Linked DNA regions of Homo sapiens: region 2 is linked to region 1. Evidence: read pairs that join two places in POLR2A ChIA-PET (ENCODE). Cell type or tissue: HepG2. All regions are shown on one strand. Each heading gives the region's core, and the rest is flanking DNA. Links, peaks and the distances in the headings are about the cores only. Region 1 overlaps GPC6 (glypican 6). Region 2 overlaps GPC6 (glypican 6).

Evidence for each region. Peaks named below come from ENCODE experiments on the same cell type or tissue, not always from the same donor. Only the 100,000 strongest peaks of a DNase experiment are listed, where the experiment ranks them.
Region 2: POLR2A ChIA-PET joins it to region 1 with 6 read pairs; 3 of 35 experiments call an interaction of 5 or more read pairs at or near these places.

The regions. Positions count from the first base shown.
Region 1 is chr13:94,301,987-94,307,376 of GRCh38, reverse strand. It overlaps GPC6 (glypican 6), which reads right to left. Exons shown (of 9, transcript NM_005708.5): 6 at 1,254-1,397. Among named protein-coding and RNA genes, the nearest start is that of GPC6-AS1, 120 kb to the right of the region's middle. In HepG2, for the core only: no CTCF peak of the experiment used is centred there; DNase peaks (open chromatin) are centred at 2,156 and 3,616.
Region 2 is chr13:94,206,276-94,211,665 of GRCh38, reverse strand. All of the region lies in intron 4 of GPC6 (glypican 6), which reads right to left. Among named protein-coding and RNA genes, the nearest start is that of GPC6-AS1, 21 kb to the right of the region's middle. In HepG2, for the core only: no CTCF peak of the experiment used is centred there; no DNase peak of the experiment used is centred there.

The DNA.
Region 1 (5,390 bases), core at 147-5,146:
ACACTGCACTCCAGCCTGGGGCAGAGTGAAGCCCCGTCTCAAGGGAAAAAAAAAAGAATAGATATAAGCCAGGTAAAGTAGAAGGTTGCAGCAACTACAAATATCTACACTAGAGAGAAGGTTTTATTTGCTAATAAATGGCAATAAATTTATAACAAAATGTAACAGTTAGTTACCCCTTTATTTTGATACTTCATGGATAGGCCTTTAGGTTGTAAGCACATTTGATTTTTATAGACAGAAATGCTGAGATGTACTTACTTTGAGGCCAAATTCAACCAATATAATCTTATGAGTTCTACACTATAGAAGGATATTAACTAAAATCATAAAGCAATTTATAACAGTGACTAATAAAAGTATTTTCATAACTGGCAGTCTTTGAGATCTAAGTTTATATGACACAGTCAGATGTGGTTCAAGTGCTTTATGACATTAAGGATTTTATCTGTTAATTTTACATCAAGATAATTGGCAAAGCAACATTAATAGCACTAACAATTGTAGGTATATAAAGTGTTTACAGTACTACAAATGGAAGAAATTGAATTAAAAATAATCAGGCAGTATTTCTTTGAAATTATGAGCTTTTTTAAATGGCAAAATTTGGTCTTTAAAACACATTTAAAAATTGTATTTACTATGTTTATGGTTGTATTTTCCGAGTATTATAAACTGCTTTGATGATGGATATCACTAAGTCCCCTGACACACATCTAAACAGCTCAAAGAGTGACTAATTCTAAGGATTCCAACTTTTTAAAGACACATAAAAAAGAAAAAAAAATGATAGTAACATTGATTTGGGGTTTCCGGGCAAGGTCTTTCAAACAGAAAACTTTGCAAATAAGAAGTCATAATAAACTTGCATTATATCATAATTGAATACATAACCATTTTCAGAAAAGAACTGAAGCAGATGAGTAAGAAATGTGCTATTGCAATTATATCTCTGGAAGAACTGGCAACTTAGTTTTCAAATTAATATTTCATGAGAAATAAGAAGTTGAAAATGTGGTCACTGCATACATGCATTAATAGTTTCTTAATGGATTAATAGATTTCTTAAATAATCCAATACATGACCCAAAAGAAAGATCCCATTACTTTTCAATATTCTAATTAAGAACAGAGGCAGATATAAGCATGAGATGACTCTTATAACAAACTTTTCCAGAATCTCCTGGGAGTTTCAAAGAATGACCTTGGTAAAACAAAGCATCCGCCATGGTTATCAATCTGTGAATACTCACCAGCCGGTCCAAGCTTGTGCCTGCAGCAGTTGTTGGTCTTTCCTCAGGATTGTAGGGCCTGAAACGTGTATTAAAATTTTCAGGAGCTGAGCGGGCAGATCTGAGGGCTGGAGCAGGTTTGGGCTGACCACATCCCTGAAAGACCTGGAAGAACCATTGAAAAGTAAAAACAGCTATACAATGAGTTTTCTCCTAAATTCATGAAGCAGAAATGTGCAATGCAATGGTGTCCACATTTCTTATGAAACTTTTACCTCCAATAAACTCTAATTTTGAAATGTAAACAAGTATAACCACTAATATAACAGAAAGAATTACCCAGACAGATACACAGTGACCAACTATAATCCCTGACTCATAGTTTCAGCATACACAGTCAATCTTATTATTGGTAGATACATATTTGCAAATTTGCTTACTCATTAAAATTTATTTGTAACCCCAGAATTAATACTCACAGCACTCTCATGGACATAGAGACACAGTGCCAAAAAATCTGAGTCATGTTCCCAGCTGAGGTTGGAGAAGACACTCTCCTTATTTCAGCTCTCAGACTGTAAACAAGTGTTCTCTTTGTGGTCTATGTAGTACAATGTTTTTCACATTTTTGTGCTTTTTCTTGTTGATTTCAATGTTTAAAATGGTCCCCAAGCATCGGGCTGAAGTACTGTCAAGCTTTCCTAACCACAAGATGTGTAATGTGTCTTATAGCAAAAATATGTATGTTAGACAAACTTCAAGCCTGAGTTATAGTGCTATGAGTTCAATGTTAATGAATCAACAATATATATTAAATAAGGTGTCTTTTCACAGAAACACACATAACACAAGGCTACATATTGATTGGTTGATGAAACTGTTGTGCCCAGTGGCTTGCAGGAGCCTAACCTTGTATTTCTCATTGCTGCAACGGTTCAGTATTTGCTAAGTCAATGTTTGCAGTGACTTTATAGAACATAACTACAATAAAGAGAATCAACTGTACTAAAAATAGGGATTGCAATAGTTACTCCACAGGATGATTTCAGGATTAAATGAATTGTATCTCACTTTTACATACTTGAATTTGGCATTCTATAAACATCCGTTTGGGATTCCTGTTATCATGACAAATTATTTCATTGTATAGCACATAAAGCCAAATAATTTCAGTAACTCCCCTTTGAGTAATGAAAATCTCTACTGGAAGAATTCTTTAAAAACACTCTCTTGAGCAGTGGTATAGAAATAGGACAAGCAAATGTGGATGAAATCCATATAATAACAGCTTCCTCTAATTTTGTTGTTGACAGCTGTTCATGTCACAATTAAGATTGCTATGGGAAATCAAACATTGTATTGTAATGATCTTAGAGACTGAGCTGCCAGTTCTTTTCCACAGTGATTTCACTCAGGGTGGTGTGGAGACACTTCCTTTGCTGTTTTTAGAAGCTTTACACTCTGTGCTGGTTATCGAGAGATAATACCTTTACTAGAACTACAGGAAATGCAGTAACATTTTCAGGAAACTTTGATGAAGTTTAACTTTATTCTATTTCTTCCATTTCTCCATAGCAGATGATTTTTCTAGATATTTTTCCTTCAGTAAACTTTTTGGGGTTATTTACATGGGCTGATCCTTAACTTGCATGTAGTATACTTGCAACGCATTCGTTCCAGTTTTGTTATTTCATTCTGTGTTGTCTAACTCTAAAACAACCATTTTTCATCACGCATATGATGTGATTCCACTGAAGTACGCAGAGAGCTCCTGAGTGCCATTCACAATGACAAATTCCGTCTTGAGACACAATTCATTTTGTTTTACCACTACAGCTAATTTTTCTTTTGTTGTATTCAAAAGTTCTCCTTCAACTCAGCATTTTGCAGAGCGGCGGTACTTTGTCTTGGCATTCCTCGAGATTGGTCTTAACACACTATTGATTATTCTTCTCTCACACAATTTCTGAAGCTGATGGTGTAAACCGATGTGATAAAGATAGTGGGCCCTTTTCTCCGTAGTGCCTAAATCACTTCCCTCTGGCAAGGTCGCTGCTGATGGAGGGCATTAACATTTCCAAAGCTCCAGGGATCTGTTGAGTGTGCTATTCTGGATTGCTTTGAAAGTGACAGCTGACTTTTAAAAAATGTAAAGCCTAAGGCGAAACAATACTAACGGCCTTGCTGAGATTTCATGAAGCCATGTACTGAAAGAGTTAATGGACTTTTTAATTCACCCTTTGGGAAAAATGTGGCTCACTGGGTTAAGTTAAATCAAAGAAACACGAATGCCCTGAAAGAATATTAGTGTTCTAGGGAGATATTTCATCATAATGGAAAAACCTCACGTTTGCTGGAATTTTTTTTTTTTTTTTTTTTGGAGGGAGTTAATTATTACAGAACATAGGTTAGTCAATATAGCCTAGTAGCTTTCTGTTATTTAGGTCAGGTTTGGATGTTGAAGATAGCTTCCATGCAGAAATCACTGGGTCTGTGACCAAAACTGAGGAAAACACTGACTTCTAATTACTTTGGAAACAACACCTGGCCACATAATCAGGTGGAGACCTACATAACAATCTGTCACAACAACCTCACATCTTGAAAGCCCCTAAACAGAGATCCTATCATACCCTTAGAAAAACAGAAGTGCCATAAAAGAAACCCTTTAGTGTGGAAGTGAGAGACAGGACTAGCTGGATTTCCTAGGCCGATTAAGAATCCTGAAGCCTAGCTGGGAAGGTGACCGGATCCACCTTTAAACACGAGGCTTGCAACTTAGCTCACACCCGATCAGGTAGTAAAGAGAGCTTAAAATGCTAATTAGGCAAAACAGGAGGTAAAGAAATAGCCAATCATCTATCGCCTAAGAGCACAGGGGGAGGGACAATGATCGGGATATAAACCCAGGCATTCCAGCCAGCAAGGGCTACCCTCTTTGGGTCCCCTCCCATTGTATGGCAGCTCTGTTTTCACTCTATTAAATCTTGCAACTGCACACTCTTCTGGTCTGTGTTTGTTACGGCTGGAGCTGAGCTTTCGCTCACCATCCACCACTGCTGTTTGCTGCCGTTGCAGACCCACTGCTGACTCCCACCCCTCCGGATCCCGCGGGTGTCCACTGTGCTCCTGATCCAGCGAGGTGCCCCTTGCCGCTCCAGATGGGGCTAAAGGCTTGCCATTGTTCCTGCACGGCTAAGTGCCTCGGTTTGTCCTAATTCAGCTAAGCACTAGTCGCTGGATTCCACGGTTCTCTTCCGTGACCCACGGCTTCTAATAGAGCTGTAACACTCACCCCATGGCCCAAGATTCCATTCCTTGGAATCTGTGAGGCCAAGAACCCCAGGTCAGAGATCAAGAGGCTTGTCGCCATCTTGGAAGCCACCCGTGGCCATCTTGGGAGCTCTGGGCGCAAGGACCCCTCCATTACAGAAGTTCCCAGCCTAGGGATCAAGAGCTATTTTTCAGAATTTTACAAAACCTAATGAGAATGGTTTACAAAGGAGTACTTTGCCGTTGTTTTTGCTTAGAAATGATAAAAAAACTTTTGTATTAGTCTTATACTGAGAATATACCTTAACATATATCCATCATATAACTTAGATGACTTACAAAGTAAAAATTAATAATTTGATGTTTAATACATGTGTCTGAATATTTGTGTCCTCCAAGAATTCATAAGTTGAAATCTAATCACAGATGTGATGGAATTAGGAGGTAGGTCCTTTGGGAGGTGATTAGGCTCTACCCTCAAGAATAGGATTAGTGCCCTTATTAAAAAAACAACAACAAATGATCCGGACAGCACCCTTGTCTCATGTGAGGACACAGTGGGAAGGTGCCATCATCTATAAAACACCATGCAGGTCCTCACCAGACATCAAATCTGCTAAAGCCTTGATCTTAGACTTCCCAGCCTCCAGAAATGTGACAAATAAATTTCTGTTTTTCATAAGCCACCCAGTTCATGGCATTGTGTTATAGCAGCCTGAGCAGACTAAGAAGCAAGCAATCTGTTATCCTGAAAAAAGTATTTTTAAAATATGAGAGTCACGAGGTGGGTGACAAAGGAAATTTTTGGGCAGAAAATTTGGACCGTCTCAATTTTCTGAGTTTGCTCTAGCAGCAGTATAGTTAGGCACAGTTTTGTGGCTCATG
Region 2 (5,390 bases), core at 183-5,182, 96 kb after region 1:
CCTTCTCTCATTTAATTGCCTTGTCTGTAAATTGGTAATGATACTAATTCCTCTGTCCATGCACAGGTGCTATCAGTAGCACACTGAGTTTTTTTCTAGCTAACTTACTCCCTTCAAATGACTCCTCTTATCATCCTCTCACTCCAAATGTAAATATATACCTTAAATAAACTTATTTTTTATTACTCATAATTGACAAAAATAACCTTTGCTTTCTATGCTATGAGACAAAAGGTAAATGCATTTTTCTTTACGTTCTTATACTGACATAGTATTTTTGGATGGAGTCAAAGTTGAAAAGTTCCTGATACATAAATCTTCAGGCACTTAATCTTAGTTATTGTATCCAATAAATACCCTAATCAGTATCTTGCTACATAAATAAGCTCTTCTCAAAAGATTCATTTGTTATTTTAGGCAACTAAAGTATTATTTTAGGGCACAGAAGCAGCAAGATTACTAATATTTCTAGGCTGTGCAGAAAACAAAACAAAACAAAAAACAAAACCCCAAAACAAAAACCCAAACCCATGAGCCAAATGACAGTTTTGAATATAAGTACAGGATAGGAAGGAAAGTTGAACATCAGTGGTATTTTCAGCCACATTTAATGTCTCCACTGGCCTAGTCTTGTCTGTTTCAGCTACAGTAGACCAACACTCCCACACAGACGAAAGTGGTTGCTCCATAGAGTGAAAAAATTAACTGCGACGGTTTCTGATTTACAAGTGTAAACTCCCGTACTCACACGGAAATTTCTGACTCAATGAATAAAACAGTATTAAGCTGTAAAACATTTTAAAACTGTAATGTAGGATTTGTTTTATGCCCTGGTATTTGTAGTTAGAGCTTTTCCACTTGTGCTAAGGTATTTAGATTTTAAGTACCAAATAAATAAACATTTATTCATAATGTTTTTATTTTCTTTAAGTACTAAAGTAATTCTCTGCATGATTTCACATGCAAACATACAACTTTAAGATGAAAGCTTAGCTTTGTACTATTGGTGGTTATAAAATAATTTCTGCTCTCACAGTGTTTAACTCTGTGTTTTAAACAAATTCTAATTTACTCTGATTTTTACCTCCTGTTCTAATACAATTTCATGTATATATGACATATTCTTTACCTTAAATTATCTAATTCTAAGTAGTATTTACCTAAATTATGGGCAGTGCTGAGGAACAGTTATTTAAAATGTTAAACTTTTGCCAGGCACGGTGGCTTATGCCTGTAATCCCAGCACTTTCGGAGGCTGAGGCGGGTGGATCACCTGAGGTTAGGAGTTTGGAACCAGCCTGGCTAACATAGTGAAACCCCGTCTCTACTAAAAATACAAAAATTAGCTGGGCGTGGTGGCAGAAACCTGTAATCCCAGCTACTTGGGAGGCTGAGGCGGGAGAATCGCATGAACCTGGGAGGCAGAGGCTGCAGTGAGCTGAGATTGTGCCACTATACTCCAGCCTGGGTGGCACAGCGAGACTCTGTCTCAAAAAAAAAAAAAAAAATTAAACATACAGCTAGGCATGGTTGCTCATGCCTGTAATCCCAGCACTTTGTGAGACTAAGGAGGGAGGATTGCTTGATACCAGGAGTTTGAGACCAGCCTGTGAATCATGGCAAGATCCAATCTCTAAAAAAAATTTAAAAATTAGCCCAGCGTGGTGGCATGTGCCTGTGGTCCCAGCTACTCAGGAGGCTGAGGTGGGAAGATAGCTTGGGCCCTGGATGTTGAGGGGCTGTAGTGAGCTGTGTTCGTGCCACTGCATTCCAGCCTGGTTGACAGAGCAGGACCCCTTCTCAGTAAATAAATAAATTAATTAATTAATAAAAATTAAAAATTAAACTTACAGAAAAAATGGTACAATGAACACTCATTTAAGGTCACACACAGATCCAACAATTATGTAATCTTTAGTCATTTATTTTCTAACACTAAATTTCATAAAATGCATGACATTTATAAAGAGATTCTCTACAGTGATATTATCAGAACTGTGTATTACAGTTCATTTTTCTGGTATTGTCTTAAAAAAAGGGAAAACAATGGAAAAGAAAGTATAATTTTTCTTCTTCTGCCGTTTTCAAATGAGATGAGACCCGCAGTGAATTTTTCTTATCAAGCTATTTTTTTTATGGCGTATTTCTGCAGGAGCATTAAAGTGTACTCTGGTTGCAGATCAATATGACACTGACTAAATATAGATTTACTTATGAGGTAGACTGAAAGGAGCCATGTTGGACAAATGAGTAAATAATGTCTCTTTTAACAAGTTCATAATTATGTATTTTATTACATAAGCTCTTCCACAAATAGCTCCAGGGAACCATTACAAACCATGCCTAAATAATGCTCACTCTAACAACCAAACCAAGTACTAGAGGCAGCCACAAGACTGGAGAATACAGCCCTGGAAGGGAACAAACAACATGAGTCACATTATTGCCTTTTCTTCCTTCTTGAGAAAAAATGAGATTAAGAAAATCACTGTCTGCAGAGGCCAGGGAATCCTAAAGAAATTCATTTATCTTGGGATATTTGACAAGTGTTGTGCAGATGGGAAAGGGGAAATATTAATAAAATATTACACATACCTATTCTACAACTTTAAACATAATAGACAAATTAAATACAAATAATACATGTAATGAATATATATTATATATCAATTATGATGTTATCTTAATAAAATATTAAGCAATAAAAAATAGTTTTTTGTCTGTTTGTTTGTTTTTTTAGAGATAGGGTCTTGCTCCATCTCCCAGGCTGGAGTGCAGTAGCACGATCATAGCTCACAGCAGCCTTGAGCTCCTGGGCTCAAGCGATCCAGGGATCCTCCCGCTTCAGCGTCTCGAGTAGCTGGGAGCATCACCAGGCCCAGCTTGTTTTTTTTTTTTTTTTTTTTTTTTTTGGGAGATGGGAGTCTTGCTTTGCTGCCCACATTTGTCTCAAACTCAAGTGATCCTCCTGCCTTGGCCTCCCACCATCATGTTGGGATTACAGGTGGGAGCCCCTGTGTCTAGCGCTAAAGCAAAAGGAAAAGGAGAAAGAACAAAAAGGACAAATCCCTGCACTTTGGTTTCTAAACAGCCACCTCTCAGTGCTCTGTGCACGCTGGCCTCCCTGCATGGAGTTCTTTCTCCCTTCTTTTTCACCTTGAATTTCTATTTATTTTTTTAAAGACGTACATCAAATATCATCTCCTTCCAAAAGTTTTCCATAACTAATCTTGGCAGCCAGCTGTTCCTCCTTCTGAAAACTATAATAAGGGCTAACATTATGGAGTGCTTACTGATACACTAACTGCTTTATATGCTTTGTCTTATTTAGTTGTCAACAACACTCTGAAATAGGCACTTACGCCCACTTCAGACATGAAGAACCTGAGGTTTTAAGCCACTAGGTGCTTTACCCAAAAACACACTTTGTAAAAATGTTTGTTAGAGCCTTTTGCAGAAATATTTGAAATTATTTGTATACGCAAGAATGATGTCTTTTTCACACCAATTAACTGGCACCAAGCAGTTCCTCAATAAATGCTTATTGAATAAATGAATGCAACCTACAATGAATGTCCTCCTAGTAATGCCAGAAAAATGAACCAGTATGTAAAAACTACTAATCTCTATGGATTGGAGAGACATGTCATAAATTTTACGTTCTCTACAACACTTTGGGTCTCAGAGGTGCTGGTAATTTATCTCAAATGGGATCGTTCAAATAATAAATTGTAAAAATAATGTGAAGTTGGTGCAAAAATAATGTAAGGTTGGTGCAAAAGTAAATCGCAATTACTTTTGCACCAACATAATTCAGGCTTTCTGCTTACAGAAGAGCAAGTTGAAGCCCCTAAGAGAACAACAGTTTGCCCAGGGATATGTAATTGGTCAGCAGGGAAGCTGGAACTCCAACCCAAACCACCAGATTCCCAGCCCTGTGCTCCTTCCCCACAATCATGTATATTCCCACATCAGTTACTCTGTAACTAAGTTCTGCTGATGGTCATCACCTAAGGGGGAAAAAAAGAGTATTCATTCTAGAAAATTAAAGAAGCATTAATTAAGGAGCACATACATTCTATTCTTTGGAGATGATATCTATTGCCTTGTGAGCAAGCCAAATGCCACTTGTCATAGTCCACTTCATAGAAGTGACTGTATCTTGGAGTTTAACAGATATAAGTTGGAATCATTTACCAGCCATATACCTCAGGACAAGACACTTAACAGCCTATGAACCTCAGTTTCTTCCTTGTAAAATGGGAACGATTACATTTACTTCAGAGGGCTAGTGGGAAGATCGGAAATATGGGTTTGTTAAGATTTGCTTTCATTTTAATCCCCAAGGTTGCTAATTGTTTTTAAATGTACCCAGGATTTGTCTTAGTGCGGTATAGTAATGCATGCAGACATGGACGTGAATGCCATGAAGGAAGGAGCACAGATCTCTAGGAACAGGTATCTCAGACAGGGCCACATGGGTAAGCACCAGGGCTCTCAGGGAGGCAGGAAAGACAAGGAAAAAGCCTGGAAAAGCCTGTATTGTGGTTTTCTGGGGAAGAATGGACAAGATAGGGTAAGTTCAGTGAGCAAGCTTAAGGTTGGGTAATTTGAGTAACTTCAGTGGGTTCTAGCGGTGTCTCTAGTCATCTGTTACTTGGTCATGAGATGATTTAGGGTAAAGAAATACTGGCTTGGTGAGAGTTAGATAAAGGGGGTGACTGGAAGTATGGTTTCTGGACTGGTTGGTTTGCATACGAAAGGCAAATACACAGGCAAATTGTTTACTATCTTGTTTTTTATTTTCTTTTTTGAAACAGGGTCTCACGCTGTCACCCAGGTTGGAATGCAGTGGCGCGATCTCAGCTCATTGCAACCTCTGCCTTCTGGGCTCAAGTGATCCTCCCACCACAGCCTGCTGAGTAGCTGGACTACAGGTGCATTCCACTACACCCAGCTAATATTTCTATGTTTTGTAGAGATGGGCTCTCTCCATGTTGCCCAGGCTGGTCTCAAACTCCTGGACTCAAGCGATCTGCTCGCCTCAGCCTCCCAACACACTAGGATTACAGGTGTGAGCTGCCGTGCCTGGCTCTTATTTGCTATTTTTAGGAATTAGCTAGCCGTGGGAGAGGTAGTCTCTCCAGGATTAGCAAGGCCTCAACGTGTCAAAGCATCATGAAATATAATACCAAAAAAAACCCCTCCATAAGTAATATGCTAATCTTAATAGAAAATTAAACGAACACTACTGAAGACGGCTGCTGAGACTCCCGTTATTAAATAATGTGGTCTGCAGCATGTAGTGTGAATGTGGGACACATTTTTCATAGCATCCACTAGAGAGACACAGAGAGAATGAGAAAGAAAAAAGAGACACAAACAAGAAC